Linked DNA regions of Mus musculus: region 1 is linked to region 2. The links are chromatin contacts, found by Hi-C or POLR2A ChIA-PET in ENCODE. All regions are on one chromosome and are shown on one strand. Each heading gives the region's core, a stretch centred on a gene start or an enhancer-like site at or near the end of the contact. The rest is flanking DNA. Distances are from core to core; before and after follow the strand shown.

Region 1 (4,376 bases), core at 1,564-4,063, 35 kb before region 2:
CAGTGCTATACAGAGAAACCCTATTTTGAAAAACTTAAAAAAAAAGAATTATGAGTATAATTCCGGTACTTGGAAGGTGAAATCAGGAGAATCAGTTCAAGGCCAGCCTTATCTACACAGAAGGTTTGAGACCAGCCTCTCTCAGCCCTTACCCTACTCAAACTCAAATAAAAATGGCTAATGCATCCATGTAAAGATACTCAGGCTGGGCATGTATATAGCTTAGTGGGACAGTGTTTGCTTAATATGCATGAGGGCCTGATATGGCTCAGATCACCAGTACCATCACACCACACTACTACCACAGTACCACCCCAGCATAAGCACACACAGACACACCAGTCATTAGAGGATGTAAATTAAAACTGCGCTCATTGGGCTGGAGTGATACTTCCATGGTTAAGACACTTACTGCTAGGTTTAGAGAACCCGTGTGATGCCTCACACAATTGTAACTCTAATTCCAGGGGATGTGAATGTATGTGTAGCTGCATACATTTGGAGATCAGAAGACAACTTGTGGTACCTGGCCTTGCTTGGTGGCACGCACTTTTACCCACTCAGCCATCTTTCCAGCCTCACTGCGATATTTCTACTACCAAAGAGTCTACGATGATAAAACACCTCATGTTCCATTTGGTATAAATGAATTTAAAAGTTTATTGTCCTATGAATCACATATCTAGAGATTCAGTCTGTTAAAATTCCTAATTACCTAGGTTTTAGTATATTCACAAAGGAAGAATAACCATCACTGCACAAAACTCCATTATCATTTTCTTCATCAAGATTTTTTGGGACTTCATTTTTTTTCTATGCAATTTTCTCTATGCATAGCCCTGGCTGGCTATTATGCCTGACTTGCCACTTTCTTTTTCTTCTTTCTTTCTTTGGTATTAAGGATTGACTCTAGGGCCTCACAAATGCTCTATTGACTGAAGTGTATCCCAGTCTTTCTGAGTTCCTGCCTGGGCCTCCTGAGTGCTTTTAGTGCTGAGATTACGAGGACCCCAGCACACACAGCAAAAGACTTTTTTATTTTTTTTGGTTTTGAAGACAGGGTTTCTGTGTGTAGTCCTGGTTATCCCAATGTAGACCAGGCTGGCCTCGAACTCAGATATCTGCCTGCCTCCTCCTCCCTAGTGCTGGGATTAAAGGTATATGCCACCACTACCTGGCCAAACATTACATATTTTTATGAAAAAATACCTTAATTGACTGCTATAGCTATTTAGAATGTAAAATGAAAAAAACTGAATATAAGATAAAATCAAAAGGTAAAGGTATAAGGTTAAAGAGGGAAGCTATGGTGGCTCACACCTTTAACCCCAGCACTTGAGAGACAAGTCCTGTATAGTGAGACCCTGTCTCAAACAACAAAAGGTAAAGTTAAAGCCAGGCGTGGTGGCGCACGCCTTTAGTCCCAGCACTTGGGAGGCAGAGGCAGGTGGATTTCTGAGTTCGAGGCCAGCCTGGTCTACAGAGTGAGTTCCAGGACAGCCAGGGCTATACAGAGAAACCCTGTCTCGAAAAACCAAAAAAAAAAAAAAAAAAAAAAAAAAAGGTAAAGTCAAATAAAATACCTTTACTAGATTAGAATACACTACATTTTAGCATTTTGGTTTCTACCATTATTTTTTTTAAGATTATTTATCATATGTATGTGAATATGCTGTCACCGTCTTCAGACACACCAGAAGAGGGCACTCTATCTCATTACAGATGGTTGTGAGTCACCATGTGGTTGCTGGGAATTGAACTCAGGACCTCTGGAAAGGCAGTCAGTCAGTGCTCTTAGCCTCTGAGCCATCTCTCCAGCACCCTGCCACTACTTAAGAACTATGTCCTTAGCCTTAATTTTAAGACAGCGTCCTTATACACAGCCCAGGTTAGCCAGTTCGTGTTTCTGCCTCTTGAGTGCGGAGATTACGTAGGAGCCAGCACTCACATTAAACATCACTTATTTTTAACACAAGAGGAAAAATAAGATGTCTAATGGAGGGTTTCCAAGATTCAGCTTCAGAAAAAAAAAAGTCTGTGGACACCCGGCTTCCAGGCTACATTCACGCGGATACAGACTAATGTCACCATACACCATCTCACTGGCCTTAGAAATTTCTCTAGCGATCAAGGGGTAGGGGAGGTGAGGGGCGGGGGCGAGGTCGGAGAGGACTGGACTCTTCCTCCATCATCTCATCCTCGAACCCTTCCCCAGATCTCCGCGCGAGGGCGCTCTGTGCGAGCTCGCTGGGGACCGCTCCGGTCGAGCGTGGCCAGCCTAGCACGCGGTGCGGTCCAGAGCTCCGGCAAGGCGGAAGAGAACGCCGAGCTGATATAGCTCTATCGCTTTAGTAGATTATAGAAATGGGGAAAACAAATAAATCAATGGAATCAAACAAAAGAGACATTTCTGATTTACACCCAAATGTAAAGACGCCGGCAAGTCTTTTCGGCCAGCTCCCAGCCCCCGCCTCCAAAAGGAAACGGAAATGATTTCTCCGTTCTGAGCTGCGCAGTGTCACATCGATAACCTTCCCCTCGAGGGGCCTTTCCTGGGGCTGCCCTGAGTCTTGCCTGCACAGAAATCCAACAGGACCGAGACGGATACGTTCTGAAACTTTGTATCCTGTTTTCGAGTCAGGTCGCCCGGCGTTCCTGCGCAAATTCAAACAGAGAGAAGTCCGAGCAGTCAGGTCAGTGCTGCATTCGCCATCATTTTCATCAGGTCTATGCCGCAGTCCGCCTTCCCGCCGCTTCCCCTTCGCTCCGCCCAAGGGGCCTACGGTATGTCAGGCGGCTGCCGAGCATTTTCCTTTTCTCTCCGAGCAAGATGGCTGGGGGTGAGGGTGGAGTGACTCTCGGTCAGCCCCATCTTTCCCGACAGGATCTCGCCACATTGGTAGGCCCTGGCTTTGCGGCGGGAGCAGCCCAGTGATCTTGGGGGGTGGGAATGGAGCATCGGAGGGCCTGGAGATGAGGTGGTTCCTGGGTGGCTGGAGCGTGGGCTGAAGGAGCCATCCTAGAGCTGGGCCAGCTAAAGCCTTAGCGTCCAAGGCGTGCGTGCCAGCTCTACCGCCAGTACCTTGTCTAGTCCCCAAACTGGGGAACGATTGTGAGACTTGGAATTCCTGGAGTTAAGCTTTGTTAATAAACAGAATGGAGATGATTAATATAGCGTAGAGTGTATGCTTAGCATCCACGCAGCCCTGAGTTCCATCCGGAGAGGCGCACGCCTGTAATCCTAGCACTTAGGAGATGAAAATAGGAAGATTAGAAGATAAAGGACATTTTTGGCTCTATATCTGGTTGGAGGCCAGTATGAGACTAACGAGACTGTTAAAAAGTTGTTAAGGTTTAAGTCTGTAAAGGATTGGAAATTGGACTATACTGTTCACTGTGTTAGACATTTGAGGACTTGTTATGACTCCAGTATTTGGTGGCCTTTCATCGCCAGACCTCTCTTAGTGAGTGGACTTGTCTTAGTGTGACAATGACACTATAGTCATTATAGTCTTCCCAGTCTTAACAGCATGTTGCCGGCGGGGGGGGGGGGGGGGGGGGGGGCTTTAGCAGGAGAAGAGAGCTGTTCATACGGAGCATACAGTTGTACCCGAGGAATATAAAGTCAAGGGAAAACTTGTGGTTTGTATTGATTATATTTTACAATATATTTCTTTTCAGGATGTTACCAAGTTGACACCACTTTCACATGAAGTTATCAGCAGACAAGCTACAATTAATATTGGTAAGATAGCTTGAAGACTTACTTGACTTACAAGTAATTTTAACCCTTTCTTTTATGTAATTCATTGAGTAATGTGGACATTTATTTGGAAATTGTCCTGAGTAGGTCAGTGTGTCAAAAGAATGCTGTGGTACCCTTACTAACAAAATATTGCTACTTTTTTTTTTTTGAGATATGTATGAAAGAAAAGTTTCATAGTCCAAGGTAGTATGTAATCATAGAGTAGTGAATTATGAGGTACAAATGCACTTTGCTGCCATACGGGATAGTTTATGGCAGTTTTATTTGATATATAAGCTATAATTAAGTCCACTTCTTTCCTCCCCCTTAATTGGCGCCTAGAACTGTTGAGGTATGAATTGGTATTGCTTGAGTATGAATAGGGTATGGTTGGGTTTTTGATGTTGGATTTGGGGAGGAAGTGAGACAGGCTTGCTATGTGTTCCGGCTAGCTATTCTAGGGAGACTGCCTAGCTTGGCATTCACTATGAAGTCTGGGCTGACTTTTAAGTCAAGGCAATCCTTCTCCTCAGACTTCTGAATACAAGGGTTATGAGTGTGTTGTATCAGAGTTTGTCTAATATGACAGTATGATGGCTGTGTGCTTGACATCTTTGGTGTTTTTGTTTTG
Region 2 (4,328 bases), core at 556-3,055:
GTTCAAGACAGGGTTTCTGTATGTAGTCCTGGCTGCCCTGGAATTCTCTGTAGACCAGGTTAGCCTTGAACTCACAGAGATTCACCTGCCTCTTCCTCACAAGTGCTGTGATCAAAGGTGTGCACCACCACCATCTGGTTTAATATATTTTTAAAGATTTTTTTACTTTTAATTATGAGTATATGCGTATTGTCTGGGTATGCAAGTATGTGAGTGGCTGAGGAAGCCAGAGGCATTGTATTCCTCTGGAACTGGTTTTTTTTCTTTTTTTTTTTTTTTTTTTTTTTCGGGGCAGGTTTCTGTGTATAGCTCTGTATAGTTCTGGCTGTCCTGAAACTCACTTTGTAGACCAGGCTGGCCTCGAACTCAGAAATCTGCCTGCCTCTGCCTCCTGAGTGCTGGGATCAGAGGCGTGCGCCACCACGCCCGGCCCTCTGGAATTGTTAAAAGCCAGATTCCGGTCCTCTGAAAGTGCAGTAAATACTTTTAACCGCTGAGTCATATCTGCAGTCCTGACATACATTAAAAAAAAAGATTTATTTATTTATTTATTTATTATGAGCACAGTGTAGCTGTTCTCAGACACACCAGAAGGGAGCATCAGATGGTTGTGAGCCACCATGTGGTTGCTGAGACTTGAACTCAGGACCTCTAGAAGAGCAGCCAGGGCTCTTAACCGCTGAGCCATCTCTCCATCCCGATATACAACATTTTAGAGCATCTTTTTTTCAATTATCCAATTGCTTATTCAATTTATTTTTATTTTTTTGGTGTTTCGAGACAGGGTTTCTCTGTGTATCCCTGGCTGCCCTGGAACTCACTCTGTAAACTAGGTTGGCCTCGAACTCAGAAATCTGCCTGCCTCTGCCTCCCAAGTGCTGGGATTAAAGGCATGTACCTCCACTTCCCGGCACTTATTCAATTTTAAAAATTAAATTTATTTTATTTATAGTGTGTGGAGAGCATTTTCACAGCCCATGTGAATGTCCGAGGGCTTCCATTAGGGTTGGAGGAGACTCTGAAGCGAATTCGGCTGTCAGGCTAGGCAGAAATCATATTTACTGGCTGACTTTCTCACCAAACCCAAAATCATAATATAAAATGTGTTACTGCTGCAGAGACAGATCAATCATTCCACCAGACTACAACCAGACTTAAAATTATAGTTATACATTTTATAGACAGAGTATGCTATCAATGAGAAAAAGGCATTCCTTTTTTGAACAGAAAAAAAAAAATCATTGAACAAAAAGTCACGCCTAAGACATGGACATATTGGGCCCTGGAATAGACAGTTGTGATAGGCAAATTTGAAATAAAAGTGTTTAGTTGTTTAGGAACCAGTGTTTTGGGTTTGTTTTCCCCCTCATCCTTGTAAAAAGGGCAGGGCAGGCAGGCAGACAGCTTCCGCAGCGGCAGCCGTGGCGCCCGGGGCGCCCGCGCCGCGGCGCGCGCGTGCGCAGTCGACACACGGAAGACCCAGCCAGAGCCGATTCGGCCCCCGAGTTCACTTCCTGTATAGTCCCCCCGCCCCTCCTCTTCCGCTACCCGCGCCGCGTCGCCGCCTCCACCGTGGGAGTATCGCATGGCTGGTGGAGACCAGCTCCTCCCTAGTCGCCCGCTGCTTCCCGAAGCGCCGCCGAGCCTGCGTAGTGCGCTACGCCTGGGTGATCGAGCGCGGAAAGAGAGTTGACTCCTTCCGGCCCCAAGCAAGTGGGTGCTGGGCAGACAGGAAGTGACGAGGCTGGGAAAAGGGGTGGGTCCAGCTCTGTCAGTTTGAGAGCGGAGCTGACGTGCTCTAGGTTTTACCCGCTGAGCCATTAGGATGCGGTCTGGCTCCACTGCACACCACGCTCTTCCTCCACGTGGAACGTCTAAAATGAACGAGGAGTGGCCTGTTTTAGTCCCCCTGCTCGTTCCTCCGCCACGGAGGAGTCCTGCTTTTTCTGCTCTGCACTCCAGCCTTGGACAAACAGCCGCCCCGCTGAGCGTGTTCCATCATGCCGCTCTGCTTGGGACGCCTCCGTGGCTTCTTTCCATTTTTTTGCTTGCTCCCCTAAACTATGTCCCATAAGCCTTAAGTTACACATTTTCTTTTGATTCTATTTGGAAAGGAAGATTGATTTTTTTTTCAGGGTTTTAGAGCTACGTTTTCAATTAAGTATTTCGCCAACAGCACATATGACGGGTAATTTTAGAATACAATTTGGGGATGGTGTTTGCAAGGATGCTTGTTGTATTTGGCTTTAGGATGAAGTTTTTTTTTTTTTATCATGTATTAAAACATTCCAGCTTCATCGCTGCAAAGCCATAGTGAATTTGAAATGCTGTGAAGGGCTAAATTAATCTCCAAAGCAATAGATGCCTGTTGGTTAAATTAAAAACCTAAACTCAAGTGGAAGGGAGGAGAGTCTGCTCCTACCAGATTGCTCATTTTCTCTCCTGAAACCTTCACTTTGTTTATTTGGTTAGTGCAGGTTCTCACTATATTTCATGCTGGTCGGAATTCTCTAGGGAACTGACAGAAATCTGGATTTGCCTTCCCAACGACTGGGATTATAGACATGAGCCACCATACCCTGCTAACCCTATGCCTTTTAAAGCACATCGTTTTACTGTGGTGATGGACATCAACGCTATCTGTCTCCAGGGACCTCTGAAGCCTTTTTCGTGACCTGGCTTAGTTTGTGTTTCTTTGTTTTGTTTTGTATCCTGTGGTTTTTCTAATGGATTTTTCAGAACTTTTGCAATTTCACAGCTATCCAACCTCCATGTCCTAAATTTTAAGAACTTAAACTGAGTGCTAGCAAGATGGCTCAACAGTTATAAATGCTTGCTAGGTAAGTCTGATGACCTAGGTTCATAGAGAAAGGAGAACACAGATTACCAAAAGTTGTTCTCTTGACTGGACCGTGGTGGTGCACGCCTTTAATCCCAGCACTTGGGAAGCAGAGGCAGGCGAATGTCTGAGTTCGAGGCCAGCCTGGTCTACAAATTGAGTTCCAAGACAGCCAGGGCTACACAGAGCTACACAGGGCTACCCAGAGAAACCCTGTCTTGAAAATAAAAACAATCCCAGCACTTGGGAGGCAGAGACAGGCCGATTTCTGAGTTCGAGGCCAGCCTGGTCTACAGAGTGAATTCCAGGACAACCAGGGCTATACAGAGAAACCCTGGCACAAAACAGCAACAAACAAACAAACAAAAAGGAAAAAAGCTGTTCTCTGGACTCCATATTCATATCTCTCAAACACTAATAAAAATTTCAAGTTTTTATAAAAAGAATTTTTGTCCTCAGTAGTACTGGATTTAGGACTCAGTTTCCATTGCCAGCAATCACAGCGCTCTGTTACTATAGTCCCAGGGGATTCAAAACCTTCTGCCCCCCCCCCCCCGGCACTATATGCACATGGTACACAGACATACATGCAGGCAAAATGCCCATGCATGCAGAAAAGTTGTGGCACATGTCTTTAATCTCAGCACTTGGGAGGCAGAGGCAGATAGATTTCTGAGTTCGAGGCCAGCCTGGTCTACAGAGTTGAGTTCCAGGACAGCCAGGGCTACACAGAGAAACCCTGTCTCGAAAAACAAAACAAAACAAAACAAAACACCCAAAAACAAAACAAAACTGTAAATTCAAGGTGATGTTATATTCGTACTGACTCAATGGAAGGCCAGCCATCATGACAAAGCTTCAAGTGTTCTCTAAGAAGTCAATGGTCTCTGTGGCTTCAGTATCTCCTGGGTTTTGGTGTCTGTCTCTGCTGCTGTTTCTGATATTTCCCACCTCAAACCCTTCTTACCCTTTGCTGTTCTGTGTAATGACTTAGTGACAGAAAGTGTTGCTTAGTCCTCCCAGCACCCCTCATCTGAGTTTTGAATTTTTGCAATAAAAATGTAAGTACAAAATTTTCTAGGCAATGGTGGCACACATTTTTAATCCCAGCACTCAGGAAGCCAGAGAAGCAGGCAGGTCTCTTGAGTTCAAAGTCTGCAGAATGAATTCCAGGACAGCCAGGGCTACACAGAGAAACCCTGTCTCTAAAAACGGTGCAAAATTTATGGCTGAAGATACATACAAAGGATGATAGGTTGAGGGCAGAAGAGAGGATGAAGCTCAATGGTAGAGAATTCGCCTGATATGAAGCTTGGGTTCCATCTGCAGCACCAGAAGAAACAAACAAACAAAAAGATAGATTGGATGAAAATTCCTTACAGGAGAAGGATGGTTAACATAGTACATACACATGATTGAGAAGGAAAAATGGCAGGAGACAAACATTGACTTCCTTTACTGCTTGTCTTGGAGTTACTATTGCTGTGAT

The links. A loop is a pair of places that touch in the nucleus more often than their neighbours do. ChIA-PET counts read pairs that join two places held with the same protein, here RNA polymerase II (POLR2A).
Region 1: a loop to region 2 is called in a map of heart, with 9 times the contacts of the local background. The contact joins the promoter of Eif2s3x here to the enhancer-like site in region 2. A Hi-C loop is called at or near these places in 9 of 37 maps with a recorded cell type or tissue (gastrocnemius, heart and left cerebral cortex). POLR2A ChIA-PET finds 5 or more read pairs at or near these places in 4 of 5 experiments (Patski and embryonic stem cell).

Annotation. Positions count from the first base shown.
Region 1 is chrX:94,211,088-94,215,463 of GRCm38, reverse strand. Eif2s3x (eukaryotic translation initiation factor 2, subunit 3, structural gene X-linked) reads left to right here and starts at 2,813. Exons shown (of 12, transcript NM_012010.3): 1 at 2,813-2,899; 2 at 3,682-3,745. The coding sequence starts at 2,831.
Region 2 is chrX:94,175,333-94,179,660 of GRCm38, reverse strand. No RefSeq gene overlaps it. Among named protein-coding and RNA genes, the nearest start is that of Eif2s3x, 35 kb to the left of the region's middle. Within about 2 kb of position 1,805, at least 1 of the 3 ENCODE cell types and tissues checked has a DNase peak (open chromatin) inside an H3K27ac peak, as active enhancers do; it is heart, where a contact is called at or near this core.